2 separate regions of the Homo sapiens genome follow, and region 2 is linked to region 1. Evidence: chromatin contacts called from ENCODE Hi-C or POLR2A ChIA-PET data. All regions are on one chromosome and are shown on one strand. Each heading gives the region's core, a stretch centred on a gene start or an enhancer-like site at or near the end of the contact. The rest is flanking DNA. Distances are from core to core; before and after follow the strand shown.

What was found. Hi-C counts contacts between places; a loop is a spot of excess contacts on that map. ChIA-PET counts read pairs that join two places held with the same protein, here RNA polymerase II (POLR2A). Pooled maps may share reads with other maps.
Region 2: a pooled map shows a loop between it and region 1 (2.6-fold over the local background). The contact joins the promoter of KRTAP5-3 here to the enhancer-like site in region 1. A Hi-C loop is called at or near these places in 1 of 168 maps with a recorded cell type or tissue (HCT116) and 10 of 50 pooled maps. POLR2A ChIA-PET finds 5 or more read pairs at or near these places in 4 of 52 experiments (H1, PC-3 and WTC11).

Annotation. Positions count from the first base shown.
Region 1 is chr11:1,545,602-1,549,247 of GRCh38, reverse strand. No RefSeq gene overlaps it. Among named protein-coding and RNA genes, the nearest start is that of DUSP8, 25 kb to the left of the region's middle. Within about 2 kb of position 2,358, at least 13 of the 41 ENCODE cell types and tissues checked have a DNase peak (open chromatin) inside an H3K27ac peak, as active enhancers do; they include HCT116, where a contact is called at or near this core.
Region 2 is chr11:1,606,363-1,610,184 of GRCh38, reverse strand. KRTAP5-3 (keratin associated protein 5-3) reads left to right here and starts at 1,722. Exons shown (of 1, transcript NM_001012708.2): 1 at 1,722-2,620. The coding sequence starts at 1,800. The coding sequence ends at 2,516.

The sequences.
Region 1 (3,646 bases), core at 1,109-3,608:
GGGAACATGCGTGTGCCTCCCACCCCCAAGCAGGGCGATGCCAGGGCAGGCCTTTGCCAAACACTAGGCAAGTGCCTGGGTGGATGCCCTTCAGTCCTTCCAAACTGAGCAGGTAGACTTGTCTTGCTTCAGAACCCTTCAATGTCCCCCTCCAGAGGGGCTGGGTTGGGGGTGGCCTCAGGGAGGGAAGGGGTATGGGAGCTGAACTGGAGTTGAGTGAGAATGCTGGGGAGAGGGAGGCCTCAGTAGTGGGGTGAGAGGAGAGGAACTCAGTGAAGGGCCTTCATTCTGGAAGGTGGGCGGGGGGAGGGGGACGGGTGCTAGGTCCAGGGGCATCTCTCCCAGTCTTTGCAGACACCACCCATGAAACCAAGGAACAGTGGCCTGTCCCCAGGCAGCTCCCAGGAGGAAGCTCTGGGAAGGAAAGGGGAAGACGCCGCTTACCCCTTCCCCGCCAGGAATTCTGCTGCCCCCCCCCCCCACCAAGTCCAGTGCCCTCCCACTCTGCCCCAGCACATGCGCCCTCATGGCTGAGCGCACCTGCAGAACGCACTCCCGCCCCCCACACACCTGGGGCCTCCGACCAGGACAGCGCAGGGCAGGTGACTACCCAGGAAGGGTAGGGGAATGTAGGGGGACTGGTGGCACCGTTGGCATCGCCGGCCGAAGCCTGCCCCTGACTGACGCAATTGCCGGCCGGTCGCAGCTATAAATAGCCAAGGAGAGCTGGAAATAGAAGCCAGGGAAGGGCCAGAGGCGGGTGGAGGGAGGAGCTTGGGCTTGAGCACCTGATGCCAGAGGAGGAAAACAAAACTCCATTCTAGGGCTCCCCTCCCTCATCCCACCCCAGCCCAGAGGGGCGTTTGCACCCGGAAACGTTTGGGGAAGCAGGGTGAAGTCAAGAACCTGCCCAACAGTGGGCGGGGCCTCCCTGCCGCGAGGGTCGGGGCGCGTGGAGCCTGCGCTGGCCACAGCCCGCGGTCTTCGGCTCTGGGTCATCTGCGGGGCAGTGGCCCCTCCTGATATCCGCCCGCCCCCACTCCCAAGCAGAAAGAGATTCCGGTGCCTCTCCACCCTCCCCACCCCACTCCCTCCGTCAAGCCCCTGGCCCAGGAGACCCCCGACAGCCCTGGAACACAGGGCCGATTGGCGAGATCAGTGGACACTAGGCCTGCCCAGAGCCTAGCCGGTGGGGGCGGCGTCCTGGGGGTGGGAGGGGGGCTTGTGGGGCAGTTTCCATATCTTCCTCGCCCAACCCAATCCTTCGGCCAGCGGCAGGAATGGGGCTCAGAGACTTTGCCGGCCTGGGGCAGGGCGCACTGCAGCCAGTGTGGAAGCCAGACCCAAACCGGACGGTCCCGGTGCCTGGTTCTGCTCGGTCACCTCTTGCCCACCTACCCAGCGGGCGCTCACAAGCTGGGGGCCCAAAAGAGGAACAGAAAACCAGAGGACTGGGGGGGCTTTGAGGCTGAAGGGCGAAGGCCCTTCCCGGACACCCTTGAGCCCTCCACCCTGAGCCCCTAGCAGCGCCAGGGAGTGACTTCAGTCCGGGTTCCTACTGTGGGGCCTCCGCCTCTCGGAGGGCATTAGGGCTGGCAAGGCGCGGCCGATGGGGCCCTTCGCCTGTGTGGACCGTAACAAGAAACTCCAGGAGGGGCAGGATTGAGGGCAGTAGGACGGGGTTGGTGTGGGCGAGGGGAGGTTTGGGTCCCCCCACCTCTCCGGGCAGCTGGTGGCGGCCCCGCCCTCCCTGAGGGCAAGGAACCCGCAGCCGGGAGGACGGCGGCTGCAGGCCAGTGTAGGGTGGGCGCGGTCCCATTAGAGCGGGCGGGGTCCGCCAGGATGGGCGGTGAGGTCAGCCCCGACGTAGGGGGCCCAGAGCATCGCTGGGTGGCTCGGGTGGCACCGGCGTCCGGGCCGCCAACCCCGCAGGAAGCGCCCAGTCACAATCCCGCCCCAGGGCTCCTCCACGCCCCGCCGCCCAGAGCCCAGAACCTGCCCAACCTGCGCGCGCCGCGGGGCGCAGCCGGGGGCTCCGAGGACCGGGAGGCAGGCGCGGGGGGTGCGCCAGCTGCTCGCGATGACCTCACGCCCGGCGGGGCCGCGCCCACTCCCAGACTGCCCTCCGCGGCGCTCTCCATCCGCAAAGCGCCGCTGCTCCTCGGCTCCCGCGTCCTGCGCGCCCCTCGCGGGTCCGGGTCCCCAGGCACTGCTGGCGTGGAGGGCGGGCGCGGGGAGCAGCTGCTCCGCTCCGAGCACGTGGGCAGCGCGGCTCCGGGTCCGGGGCCTAGGTGGGCAAACACCTGTCCCGCATGGGCGGGGCGAGCGCCCCTCCGGAGCCCGCCTGTCCGGCCCGGGGAACGTAGTATGAGCTCTTCTCCCGCCTCGGGCTTCGACTTGGGCTCGCCCGCCACCCCCACCCGGCGCTCCCCGAACCCGAGGCGGAGCGCAGCCCGGCAGCGCCATCTGCTGCCCGCGCCCGCCGAGGCTGGGGCCGGTTCTCGGGCCGGGGGCCCTGCACGCACGCCCACCCGTCGGGAACCCACCTGCTGGGAGGAAGGCACAGCCCTGTCTCCACCCCGCGCCCCCAGCCCACCCTCCTTCTAAGGCCCTCCCCTTGGTCCTTCGGCTGCCTCAGCTGTACCCACAACCTGCACCTGCTCTGGGCTTGCGGGTCCCGCAGGAAGGTCGCCCACACCGCGGCCCCAGGGACTCAGGCAGTCAGTGACCAGCTGTGTCTCCAGCCAGGTTTTCTCCCTGTCCTCCAGACCGGGCAATGCCAAATGGCAGCGGCCACCTGCGTCTGACTAGGCCCCCATCCCAACGCCTCCAACCCCCTTCGCGGCCACCCCCCCTTCTCAGGTAAGCAGTACACCTAGCTGCTGTTCTTGGCTCTCCCGCCACCACGCCCTCACCTGGATGGTTCCGCCAGACCCCGCAGGCCCCTTAGTCCGCCCCAGCCCTACCCAGCTGTCTACAAAGCGCATTCCTGGAAGGGCCCCTCCCTGGTCTGCCGGTGTGCTCTGCGCTCCTCCCCCAGCCCAGGTGCAGGGCGGCACTCTGAATCCCCTACCGTGCAGAGGGCATGTTCACCTCGGCCCTTGACTTCCCAGCAGGGCCTGGCATTGAGGGTGCCGCCCTGGGATATTGTGTGTGGCCTGAGGCTGCTGGAGCCAAGCACCGCAAACCAGGCGGCTTCAACAGAAACGTCTCTCCAGCCCTGCGCGGTGGCTCATGCCTAGAATCCCAGCACTTCGGGAGGCTGAGGCAGGCGGATCATCTGAGGTCAGGAGTAAGACACCAGCCTGGCCAACATGGTGAAACCCCAGTCTCTACTAAAACTACAAAAATAAGCCGGGTGTAGTGGCAGGCACCTGTAATCCCAGCTACTCAAGAGGCTAAGGCCGGAGAATCCCTTGAACTCGGGAGGTGGAGGTTGCAGTGAGCTGAGATGGCGTCACTGCACTCCAGCCTGGGTGACAGAGCAAAATTCTGTCTCAAAACAAAACAAAAAAAGAAGAAAGAAGGAAAGAAAGGAAGGAAGGAAGGAAGGAAGGAAGGAAGGAAGGAAGGAAGGAAGGAGGGAGGAAAGAAAGGAAGGAAGGGAGAGAAAAAGAAAAGAAATGTCTCTACAAGGTCTGGAGGC
Region 2 (3,822 bases), core at 473-2,972, 62 kb before region 1:
AAACCAGAGTACATTTTTAATGATTTCATTTTTGCAACATTCAACAACAGGCACAACTGGTCAGCAGAGCTGTGCCTGGAGCGATGGGCAGGAAGGGAAGGCGGCGAAAGGGAAACTTCTGGGGGTGAAGCAGTTGGTCATGGTTGGAGTGATGGGCACACGAGTACATGTTTAGCGGAACTCATGGAATTGTACACTCAAAATATGTGCAGAGCCCAGGAGACCAAGGCTGCAGTGAGCTAGGATCACACCACTGCCCTCCAGCCCGGGCGACAGAATGCGACCCCGTCTCAAAAAAAAAAAAAAAAAAATGCAGCCCAAGCCTGGTGGCTCATGCCTGTAATCCCAACACTTTGGGAGGCCAAGGCAGGTGGATCACCTGAGGTCAGGGGTTCGAGACCAGCCTGGCGAACATAGTGAAACCCCGTCTCTACTAAAAATACAAAATTAGCTGGGTGTGGTGGTGGGTGCCTGTAATCCCAGCTACTTGGGAGGCTGAGGCAGGAGAATTGCTTGAACTCGGGAGGCAGAGGTTGTAGTGAGCTGAAATTGCATCACTGCACTCCAGCCTGGGTGACAGAGGGAGACTCAGAAAAAAAATTTTTTTTCACTGCATGTAAATTTTACCTTAATAAAAAATTAAAATTTGGCTGGGTGCAGTGGCTCACACCTGTAATCCCAGCACTTTGGGAGACTGAGGCGGGTGGTTCACCTGAGGTCAGGAGTTCGAAACCAGCCTGCCCAACATGGTGAAACTCTGTCTTCACTAAAAATACAAAAAAATTAGCCAGGCCTGGTGGTGGGCGCCTGTAATTCCAGCTACTGGGGAGGCTGAGGCAGGAAAATTGCTTGAACCCAGGAGGCAGAGATTGCAGTGAGCCGAGATTGCGTCACTGCACTTTAGCCCTGGTGACAAGAGCGATACTCCTTCTCAAAAAAAAAATATTAAAATTAATCTTTTAGAAAATAAAAGTGTGTTAGAGAGGTTGGCTAATCAAAATTTTTGTAGCCTTCAAGAAGAATAAACTTGAAGAATATCCATTGATTTGTAGAATTTTTACAAAGAATTAATAGAGGAAAACTCAAAAGCATTAGAAAGGGTCCTGTTCCTCTGTTCCCTCTGTGAGCCCAGCTTGCCTGAAGGGAACGTGGGTCTAATCCGTGTCTGGAGGAGTGAGCCAAACCGCAGGAGGAAGAGGTAAGAAAGACAAAGGAGAACCAGGGCCACACTCAAATCCATGCTCTTCAAAACTTTGTTTTACAGATTTGACAAAATATTTATACTTGAAGTTTTTAAGCGGTGGAACCTATAGACAGCCTTTCTTTCAGCTTATTTTTTTAATTTTTATTTTATTTTATTTTTTACCAAATGACCATCCTTGATATAAACACCAATGCCAGGGGGTGGAGGGTCTGCATCGCTGAGGAGAGCCCTGAGCACCAAGGACAATGGTCCACCCTTCGGCCAAGCAACCACCGCCTCCCAGGCTCCTGGGACACCCACTGGAGAGGGAGCCCAGTGTCTTCTAACAAAGGGAAACACCTATGAGGAAGAGGCCAAATTTAGAAACCAAGGAAAGGACAGCTTGGCTTGAGCTGATGGTGGCTCATGGGATTGTGGAGAGATTAAAAATAACACTTGTGCATGTGAAATAGCAGAAACAACAACAGAAGTATTCACGTGTTCAGTATAAACACCTGGGCAGGAATATAAAGAGCCCGGGCTCAGAGAACTCCACACCTGCACACCTCCCTCTCACCTGCTCCTCTACCTGCTCCACCCTCAACCCACCAGAACCATGGGCTGCTCTGGCTGCTCTGGAGGCTGTGGCTCCAGCTGTGGGGGCTGTGGCTCCAGCTGTGGGGGCTGTGGCTCCGGCTATGGGGGCTGTGGCTCCGGCTGCTGTGTACCTGTCTGCTGCTGCAAGCCCGTGTGCTGCTGTGTGCCAGCCTGTTCCTGCTCCAGCTGTGGCTCCTGTGGGGGCTCCAAGGGGGTCTGTGGCTCTTGTGGGGGCTGCAAGGGGGGCTGTGGCTCCTGTGGAGGCTCCAAGGGGGGCTGTGGCTCCAGCTGCTGTGTGCCCGTCTGCTGCTCCTCCAGCTGTGGCTCCTGTGGGGGTTCCAAGGGGGTCTGTGGATTTCGTGGGGGCTCCAAGGGGGGCTGCGGTTCTTGTGGCTGCTCCCAGTGCAGCTGCTATAAGCCCTGCTGCTGCTCCTCAGGCTGTGGGTCATCCTGCTGCCAGTCCAGCTGCTGCAAGCCCAGCTGCTCCCAGTCCAGCTGCTGTAAGCCCTGCTGTTCCCAGTCCAGCTGCTGTAAGCCCTGCTGCTGCTCCTCAGGCTGTGGGTCATCCTGCTGCCAGTCCAGCTGCTGCAAACCCTGCTGTTCCCAGTCCAGCTGCTGTAAGCCCTGCTGCTGCTCCTCAGGCTGTGGGTCATCCTGCTGCCAGTCCAGCTGCTGCAAGCCCTGCTCCTCCCAGTCCAGCTGCTGTGTCCCAATTTGCTGCCAGTGCAAGATCTGAGGCTCTGCCCACAAACCTCAGTGGGTCCTACAGATCCGGGCTCTCCAGGAATGATTGCAGCTGTGTCCTGAATTCCTGAAGCACGTCTCTGAATCTGTCCTCCTCTGGACTAAGGCAGCCTAGCGTCCAGGGCTCAGTACTCAGCCGCTCAGCCTCTGAGGTCATGAGGGCTTCTGGCATGCTGGGTCCTGCCCATCAACCCTCCCGGAATCCCGTCTTCCTTTCCTGACCCCACCACTTCAACCTTCTCAGGGCTTCAAGATCCCACATCCCTGGGCCCCTCCTGTGAGCCTGCTGGAAACACGCTGACACTGGAATCCTCCGACCTGCTGCCGCCTCTCCCCGGTCCCCGCAACCTCCTGGCTCCTCCCCGCTTCGTCTTCATCCTGCCTGAGCTGCCACCGCTCCGATTGCTTTTGGAGTTGACCTAGAGGACTCGGAATTATTGGAGACCCCAGGATCCTCTCCTGAGGAGGAGGGGCGCCCAGTCTCCTCTTCTACCTCCGACCTGGCCCTGTTTCTTTCCCCAGGGCTTCGCCTTGTAAGTGCCTAGGCTAGATCTTCTAAATAAATACGATCTGCACCTCCCACGAGTTTGCATTGTGATTCTTTTGTTTCAACTTCTGTGTGATTAGAGAAATGTACACTTTCCACAGAGTTGCACTCCCAGGCATTTGGGAACCCCCCGTACCCTGCTGTGTGAGTTTGCTAGGGCTGCTCCACAAACCGTGTGGCTTAAGCAACAGGAGTGGATTGTCTCACAGTCTGGAGTCCGGAATCCGCCATCGAGGTGCCTCAGGGCCGGGTCCTCCTGAGGCCTCCCTCCGTGGCTTACTGATGCCGCCATCCCTATATCCTCACGTACTCATCCCTCTGTGTGTGTCTGCGTCCTCATCTCTTTGCATAAGGACACAGATTAGACTAGGGCCCACCCTACTCCATTAGGTCCATGTTTGAACTAATCACCCCTGTAAAGACCTATCTTCAAATAAGGTGCCATTCTGAGATACTGCGTTGAGGACTCCAACATATGAACCAGGGGGCACAACTCAGCCGTGGCATCCACTTGGCTTGGGGCGTCTCCGTCTTTCCCATCTTCCAGGATACAGAATTGGGAGGCCCCTTGGGCTTCTCTCCCCCACAAGTCGCCAAATCCCTCAGCATCTCCTGGAAGGCTTCCTACAGACATCTATTTCCTGCCTCCTTGTGACACCTCCCTACACAGACTTCTGATTCAGGTGCCCACCTGTCCCTTCCCTGCTGCCTCTGTCAGCTGGGGCTGCCAGAACAAAACCCACAGAGTAAG